2 separate regions of the Homo sapiens genome follow, and region 2 is linked to region 1. A link is an interaction called in ENCODE POLR2A ChIA-PET data of the cell type or tissue named here. Cell type or tissue: GM12878. All regions are shown on one strand. Links, peaks and the distances in the headings refer to the core of each region. The heading gives the core; the rest is flanking DNA.

Region 1 (4,406 bases), core at 251-4,250:
GTTAGAAGGTAGAGAAGGAATTGCCGTTATAACATGCAGTATCTTTGAAATGCAACCCTGCCCTCTGAAACTTTCTCTGTCAGTAACAACATTCCTGCCAGTGCAGGGTGTTTCTGGAATTCATCTTCATTAAAGGAGATATTATCATGTTGTGCGTTTTTATTTATAGGGATTTTCTTTAAATTCCTCATGTCACTTCAGACCACCCTTAAACACTCCTGTAAGTTAGCTGAGTTTAGGTACAAATGCCATAGCTTCTTATAAGCAAAAAGATAGGATGAGGTAAAGAGAAATTATGAGTCTTTTTAAAACAAAACAAAAATAATTTCATAAATTGTTTATTGTAGAAAAATAGAAAATATGTGTGAAGATAATCAATTACCCAGAGATGATTTCTATGAAATTTTGGTGTGTATTCTTAAGAACATATTTGCGTATTTATTCATGTGCACACAGTTGTGTATGTTTTTACAAAAATGGCAACCATAATACATATAATCTTAGAGAATTTTCTCATCCTTAATGTCTTAACCAGTGTTTTGGTAGTGTCATGTCATGGCTACATTTACATGATCCTTTATAAAGACTGTTATGGGTGTACTGTCATTTGTTTATTCACTTATAGTTGAATTTAATTTCTTTTCAATTTTTTACCTTCTGTTTACTCTTCAATAAATATTCCTCGAAAATTTAAATCATTTTGACTTACTCAGGAACGTATAATAATGGTACAGGATTTGGTACATGAACCCAGAATTGAACTATCCTAAGCTAATTCTATATCCTTTTCCAGAACAGTGGTTCTCACAGTGTAGTTAGTGGATTATTGTTGGTTTGAGGGCCTTCTGGTCATCTATGAAGTTTTGGCATGAAATATACCTACATTACAGTAGAATTTGTAAAACAACAACAACAAAAAAACGAGCATCATTTGGTTGGTAGGCAATCAAAAGTTATACCAGTCTTTGAGTTACCTTTTTGGAAATTGAAGTGCTATAGGAAATGTGATCTTATACTGTTCACTTAGTTTGTGGATTGAAATCAAGTTTTAGTCATGGTTTTTTAAGGTGAATCTTTTTCATGTTTAGCATATTTGCAAAATTTTAGTTAAGTTTTAGTAAATTTCATAGGAGTGACAGACATAAGTGCATAGCTAAGCTCATTCCAGCTCTAGATATTCGGAAGAAAAGCAGTGGCACGGTAACTCCTTCTGTAATTGTCTTTGGTATTACTGCAATAGCAAACACTTTTAGATAGATATTAAATAGGCAGAAATACTTTATAAAGCAACCGTTGAGCTTCATTCTGTATCAAATGTTTAATGTAATGGAATATAAATGTAATTACAACCCTTTGTGCTTGATCCTGAACTTCGCCTGACCTCACAGTTTTAACATGAAGCATTCTTTTATTCATGCTTGGGCAGGTAGTGCTCCCAGCTCAACAATTATAAGTCTTTTCCTTTGATTTCCTTGATTGGTATCAGTCTTGTCTCTGGGTTTGAATAAAGAGCAATTCAAAACACTCTGTAAACGAGGCCTGCCTTTCTCATTGTGTGTGCATGTGTGTGTGGGGCACCTTATGGATGAAACTAGGATAGGGACCCCATGGAACTTCTCATGCTTTGTAAGTTGTAAATAAGTTCTCTCCTGTTTTTATCTCCAGTAACCTGACTTATTGCAAGGCTCAGTAAAGATTTCTTCCTGATACACCAGAGCTGTGCCATGTCTGTTGGAAAGCATTTCTAAAAACCCTGTTAAGGCCAGGCGCCGTGGCTTATGCCTGTAATCCCAGCACTTTGGGAGGCTGAGGCGGGCAGATATCTTGCTACGAGATCAGCCTGGTCAACATGGGGAAACCCCGTTTCTACTGAAAATACAAAAATTAGCTGGGTGGTGATGGTGCATGCCTGTAATCCCAGCTACTACTCAGGAGGCTGAGGCACAAGAATCTCTTGAACCTGAGAGGTGGAGTTTCAGTGAGCTGAGATTGCGCCACTGCACTCCAGCCTGGGCAACAGAATAAGACTGTCTCAAAAACAAACAAACAAACAAAAAACAACAAACCAAGAAAAGCCCCTGTTAATTGGGGTCTGCTATCTGCTAATGTGGCATTTATCTGGGTCACAGGCTCAAGCCTTTAAAGAGTGGTTAGGATATAAATGATAAGTGAAATTGTAACTTTAGCAACTTCCCTTATCATTATAAAGTGGGAGGCAACAGAGACTTCTCTGTGTTTTGAATGTGTGTTTAATGATTCTTCTGTGATTTAAGTACAAAACGCAAACCAATCTTTGCATCACATTCTGAAGGTTAACCCTGTCTTATCCAGCAAGTTACAGGCTTAGTCGTTCAATAAAATAGGTAAATGTAAGTTCCGTTAGGTTTTAAAAATGTCATAACTTTTTTTTGTCTTCTGAGTGGGGATTTATGTTATTACTGATTATTTCACTAACTGGTAATAGGGATGGGATTGACTATTAGAATACTGTTAACTTCTCACTCCACTAAACAAATGATAGAGAAAAATGTGAATGTTGTTACATGAATAATTTAATATTGCTTTTGAATTAAAGTTTTAAGGACCATAAAGTCAGGATCTGTCGATGTATGTTTTCTAAATTGTTTTTGATATTGAGTAGAATAAAAATATTAGTAAATGTTTGGGAAAAAAACTCAAACTTTTTTCCCTCTGTTCTCATACCACAACAGTCATCAACACAGATGATTTCTGTAACCAAACCTATGGGGGTTTCTCCTCACCACCAAGCGAGCAATCATTTCTGCAGTGGACACCAACTGGGTGTCCTTTAGTTCATTTCCTACACTGTTTGACTGGATATAGTGTCAGATCCCAGAGATAGAGGGCTTAGTCCTCGAAGCTGCCCCTTTCCCACCCTGTTCAGACACCAGTCACGAGTTTGGGCCTCCGGAACTTAAAACTTGACTGGCTTCAAGTTGGGGTTCTCATGGCTCCCCCTCTTTGGGTTTGGTTAATTTGCTAGAGCAGCTCACAGAACTCAGGAAAATACTTATTTTACTAGTTTATTATAAAGGATATTGCAGAGGATACAGATGAAGAGATGCATAGGGCAAGGTATTGGGGAAGGGATGCCAAGCTTCCATGAGTTCAGTGTTCAGCTAGCTATTTGGAAACTCTCTGAACCCAATCCTCTTGGGTTTTTATGGAATCTTCATTCCTTCAGGGTATATGGGGTGGGACCCTCTCTGGAATGAGAGTCTTATGACCCACATCACAAAGGTGGGGGTTAGACACTTGCCTTCAGGTAGGGTGAAAGGAAGAGAGCAGGAGAAGGTTGGAGAGAGTCTGTTTCCTGAGGCCTAAAGCACCCAACACTATAACGAGACTGCAACAAGGCTAGGGGAGTTATTAGCCAAGGAACTGTGGACAGATACACACACACACACACACACACACACACACACACACATACACACACACACACACACACACACACACAAAATAACACAGCAAATCATCCACGGGATCTAAAGAAGCATGATACAGTAAATGCCTATATACCTACCATCTAACTTATTAAAAAGAACATTACCAGGAAAACAAGTGAAAACAGAAGGCTCCTTTTTCTTTGTCCCTCATCCAAGAGGTATTCCATATCCTGAATTTTGTGTTTATCATTCATTTGCATTTCCATGTTTGATTTCTTAAAAAATGTATTTTTAATGTTTTTGAAATTTTTTTTACCAACAAAATGATTACATGTATTCTTTTACAACATGCGTTTTTTTGTTTGTCATTATGTTCCTGAGATTTATCCATGTTTCATTGTAGCTCTGGTTCATTTTCATTGTTTTCACTGCTATGTGATATTCCAATAAATTAATATATCATAACTTTTACATTCTTCTGTCAATGGAAATTTGGGTTGTTACGGTTTTTCTATTATAAATAGTCCTCCTCTAGACATTCTTGTGCCTGATTCTTGGTGCCTGTTTGTAAAAATTTCTCTTGGGTATACCCCTAAGGAGTAAATTTTTTGGGTCATAGGATATGTGTTTAGCTTTACTTTGATGATACCAGATTGTTTTCCAAAGTGGTTGTACTTCAAAATAAATAATTGGGACATAATTAAAGTAAAAAGCTTCTGCACAGCAAAAATAATAATAATAATCACAGTAAACAGACAACCTGTAGGGAGAAAATATTTGCAAACTATGCATCTGACAAAGGACTAATACCCAGAATCTACAAGGAACTCAAACAAATCAGCAAGAAAAAAAAATCAAATAATCTCATCAAAAAGTGGGCAAATGACCTAAATAGAATTTTCTCAAAAGAAGATATGGCCAACAAACATATGAAAAAATGCTCAATGTCACTAATCATCAGGGAAATGCAAATTAAAACCACAATGAGATACCACC
Region 2 (4,406 bases), core at 83-4,082, 59 kb after region 1:
TGATTTTTTAATTGTAAAATACACATCTCATTTTTAAATGTACAGTTCAATATTATTAAATACATTCATAACGTTGTGCACCCATTACCACCATCCATCTCCAAAAGTCTTTTCATCTTGTAAAACTGAAACTCAACCCATTAAACATTCCCTTCCTATTGCTCACTACTCCCAGACCTTGGCACCCACTGTTCTGCTTTCTATCTCCATGATTTTGACTACTGTACTCTACCTCATAGAAGTGGAATCATTAAGCACATGCTTTTTTTTTTTTTTTTTTTTTGAGACGGAGTCTTGGTCTGTCGCCCAGGCTGGAATGCAGTGGCGCGATCTCAGCTCACTGCAAGCTCTGCCTCCCAGGTTCATGCCATTCTTCTGACTCAGCTTCCCGAGTAGCTGGGACTACAGGCGCCCAACACCATGCCCGGGTGATTTTTTGTATTTTTAGTAGAGATGGGGTTTCACTGTGTTAGCTAGGATGGTCTCAATCTCCTGACCTTGTGATCTGCCCGCCTCGGCCTCCCAAAGTGCTGGGATTACAGGCGTGTGCCACCGCGCCTGGCCAAGCATATGCTTTTTTATGACTGGCTTATTTCACTTAGCATTATGTTCTCAAGGTTCATCTGTGTTGTAGCATATTGCAGAATGTCCTTTTTAAAAAATTTCCTGTTTTAAAATGGACAATTATTGTACATATTCATAGGGTACATAGTGATGCTTTGATACATATAATGATACATATAATTAATTAAGGTTGTTACTCAAAGTTGTGGTGATTGGTATCAATATGTTGTTAAAATGAAATCCAGCGCCTTTATTTTGGAAATTCCATCTTGATTTGATATTTGGGATATATAAAAAATGTGGTTGTAATACATCTGATGAAATTTAAACATCAAACATACTGAAGACCAAAATGAAGTTGGAAAGGCATTAGCTAAAACAATTGGCATGTAAATAAGGATCTTAGTAGTGAATTTTTTCCTTGGCTTTCTTCTTGATAGAGTTCATTTAGAAAACTGAGTGAACTAAGAAATTGTTTTTGTTTGTTGAAGGCGGATGGCAGGATGAAACCTGGCCAGATGGTTGGACTGCGGTGACAAGAGACGGAAAGCGGTCTGCTCAGTTTGAGCACACCCTCCTGGTCACAGACACTGGCTGTGAAATCCTAACCCGGCGACTTGACAGTGCACGGCCTCACTTCATGTCTCAATTTTAATTTCTCCCAAGATGGCACATCTCAGTACCTTCTTACTGTGCTATGCATTTTATTGAGAGTACAGAAAGGAAGAGGAACCTTTTTTTAATCACTTGTTTTGTTTTGACTATAGATAAGAAAGGACTACAGCATTTGATGTGTGTCCTCAAGAACTTGTCTTGGGTCTGAAAAAGCTGAGAAGAATAAAGGAAACATTGCTCAACTCTTCAGCCCCCTCCCCCTGCACACCTGTTTTCTCATTTGCCCTTTGAGCACTTTTACTTAAACTTGCTTGTAGTTGCTTTTATCACTGCCGCAAAACAGCCATCAAGAGCCATCTGCTTTCCAGGTGAACATTGGAAATGAGAATCTTTGAAACTTAGCAATATGTGTTGCACCAGATTTTTTAAATTATATATATGGAAATATATATGTATACATTTTAAGTTCTGTATACATAATTACCAAACACTATGTGACCTGGAGTTTGTGTTGTTTCTGCTCTGACAGGTTTATATGTTCTTACAAATGGATCCATAGTTTGCAGTGATTTAATTCCTGGTTGGGATTTGGCCTCCCCTCTCCCCCATGCTAATTATTTACCCTTGTAATTGTGCATAGGGAAGCACTCACCCAATGAGACTTTCTCCAATGTGGACTCTGTGTGTCAGTGAATGAATGTAGTAAAATTCACTTTGGAAGGTTATCAGGCTTTTAAAAATCTAGTTTATGGCAAAAATAGCCATTTTCCAAGTGGTGGCTGACTGTTGCAGGGAATGAGAATTTCATAATACACTGCTATTTCAGACCTCTGTTTGGTCAGAAATGGAAAAGAAAAAGCCCCCTTTCTTCCCTTTTCTGTTTTACTTCAAGGGCATACCTTGGAGGTGCTCAGAGAAGCGTGAAGTTTGCACTATGGTGGAGGATGGGGAAAGAGTTCTAAAGTGTCTCCAGCTGTGAACCCAGGAGGTCAAGTGGGCTATTAAAATCTAACGTTGAGTAAATGTGATAGTGATGAGAAAGGAATTTTGTGTACTGTAACCTTGCAGTAGAGATGCAGCTGTCCTTCGTGTGTGGAAACACACCTCTCCTTTACATAGTTGGGAACCTCATTAGAAATGACCTCAGCTGCCCCATATCTACGTTCCTTTCAGCAGTTGTCCAAGTAGGAGTGTATCCAGTGAAGACATATCAAATCACAAAGTCATTGTCATTAGAGTGTACTTGATTACTGGGCATCCTTGTAATATAATTTCATACCACTGACACATTATACTTGTAAGAGAACATCTTTCCCAGAGTGCCTCAGACCTTATTGCTTTAAAATATAATAATGTTTTCATTACTTTTATTATTTGAATGATTTAGTAAAGTTGACTGAATCTGGTATAGACTTTGGGAGTATGTGTGTGAAGTTTTTATCAAACTGTAATATTTGTGAATGGAATGCCTTGCAATATGAATGTTAATATAATGTGTAAAGGGAGATTAAAAAGTTTGAATGATTATCCTACCATGTAGTCATTAACTTTGCTGCATTTCTTTGGGATTTCAGAGGGAAATGGTGGGAATGGGGAGGCTGTTTGATAATCTAAAATAAATTCATGACCATTTGAGTAGAAATGTTTTTTCAGGTGTAATGGCTGTACATAAACTCAGTAGAGTGCCAGCAGCATTTGAGATGCAACCATATTTTTGAGAGCTTTTAAGACAGAATGCTGAATATTAGGGGAGCATTTTATGTACTGATTGTGGAATTAACAATGTGGGCTTATTCAGTGTCTGTCATTAGAATATAAGCTGAAGGAAGAAAGATCTTGGTGTGATAGTTTTTTGGTTAAAAGATAAAACACCACACTGGTGATAATGCTTTTCTTAGTTTGGGAGATTTTAAAACAATATGGACTCTAGTCTAATTGCATATATCTAATTACAAATGTTCATTGGATTTAGGTGACAAAACACCTAGTTTCATCATTCTGCCACCTTTTTACAAAACAAGTCAGAGCATGGTGTGCGAGCCTGTAGCATTAGCTACTCTTGAGACTGAGATGGGGGGATCGCTTGAGCCCAGGAGTTCAAGGTTACAGTGAGCTATGATTGTGCCACTACACTCCAGCCTGGGTGAGAGAGAGAGACCTCATCTCAAAAAAAAAAAAAAAAAAAAAAAAAAAATCAAAGTATTAACTTCTTTTTTTACATTAACTTTTAGAATAATTTTTTCCCCCTGCCAGTCTTCCAACTCCTTTGGAATTATAACTTGGAAGAAGGGAAACATGAACTTCATTTTATGTCTTTTGTTGATAAAAAGGATTAACCAACACCTTTATACCACTTGCACCCACATATCTAAATTAATAGGCAAGAGTTGATGAGGTTTAGGAATTTGTTTGCTTGATTCCTCAGTTTGTTCTCTAACGACTTCTGGGTTTTCATTGGATTTGGTTAAAACTGAGAGCAGGATGCTCCCCTTTGCTTAACCTCTACCCTCATGGTATCTGTAAGCGATTTCCTTCCTGTTTTTCCCTTCTTTTAAAATTTTTATTTTTTATCTCCAACTTTTTATATTGAAAATTTTCAAATTACAGAAAAGTTGAAAGTATAGTACAGTGAAATAATCATATATCCCTTACCTTTATCTAACAAATGTCATTTTGTCACCTTTGCTTTATCTCTGTATAAGCACTTTTCTTTTGAAAGAAGCAACATCGTACTTCACCCTACTACATCAGCATGTATCTCTTAACCTAATGACATTCTTTTACATGATCATAACACAATTAGAAATTTAGTATTAATACAGAATTATATAATGTATAGGATATAAACTTTAATTTTCCCCCAAAATGTTATTTAAAGCTTCCAAATTCATGGCATTTAGTTGTCATGTATCTGTAGTCTCCTTTTTTTTTAGATGGAGTTTCACTCTTGTTCAGGCTGGAGTGCAGTGGTACAATCTTGGCTCACTGCAACCTCCACCTCCTGGGTTCAAGCGATTCTCCTGCCTCAGCCTCCCTAGTAGCTGGGATTACAGGCCCCCGCCATGACCCAGGCTAATTTTTGTATTTTTAGTAGAGACGGTTTCACCATGTTGATGCCAGGCTGGTCTCGAACTCCTGACCCGTGGTGATCCACCTGACTCGGCCTCCCAAAATGCTGTGATTACAGGAGTGAGCCACCATACCTGGTCTTAGTCTTCTTAACTCTA

What was found. Peaks named below come from ENCODE experiments on the same cell type or tissue, not always from the same donor. Only the 100,000 strongest peaks of a DNase experiment are listed, where the experiment ranks them.
Region 2: POLR2A ChIA-PET joins it to region 1 with 7 read pairs; 26 of 35 experiments call an interaction of 5 or more read pairs at or near these places.

The regions. Positions count from the first base shown.
Region 1 is chr4:99,001,033-99,005,438 of GRCh38, forward strand. All of the region lies in intron 1 of METAP1 (methionyl aminopeptidase 1), which reads left to right. Among named protein-coding and RNA genes, the nearest start is that of MIR3684, 5.8 kb to the left of the region's middle. In GM12878, for the core only: no CTCF peak of the experiment used is centred there; no DNase peak of the experiment used is centred there.
Region 2 is chr4:99,060,099-99,064,504 of GRCh38, forward strand. It overlaps METAP1 (methionyl aminopeptidase 1), which reads left to right. Exons shown (of 11, transcript NM_015143.3): 11 at 1,056-2,711. The coding sequence ends at 1,219. Among named protein-coding and RNA genes, the nearest start is that of ADH5, 26 kb to the right of the region's middle. In GM12878, for the core only: no CTCF peak of the experiment used is centred there; a DNase peak (open chromatin) is centred at 2,123.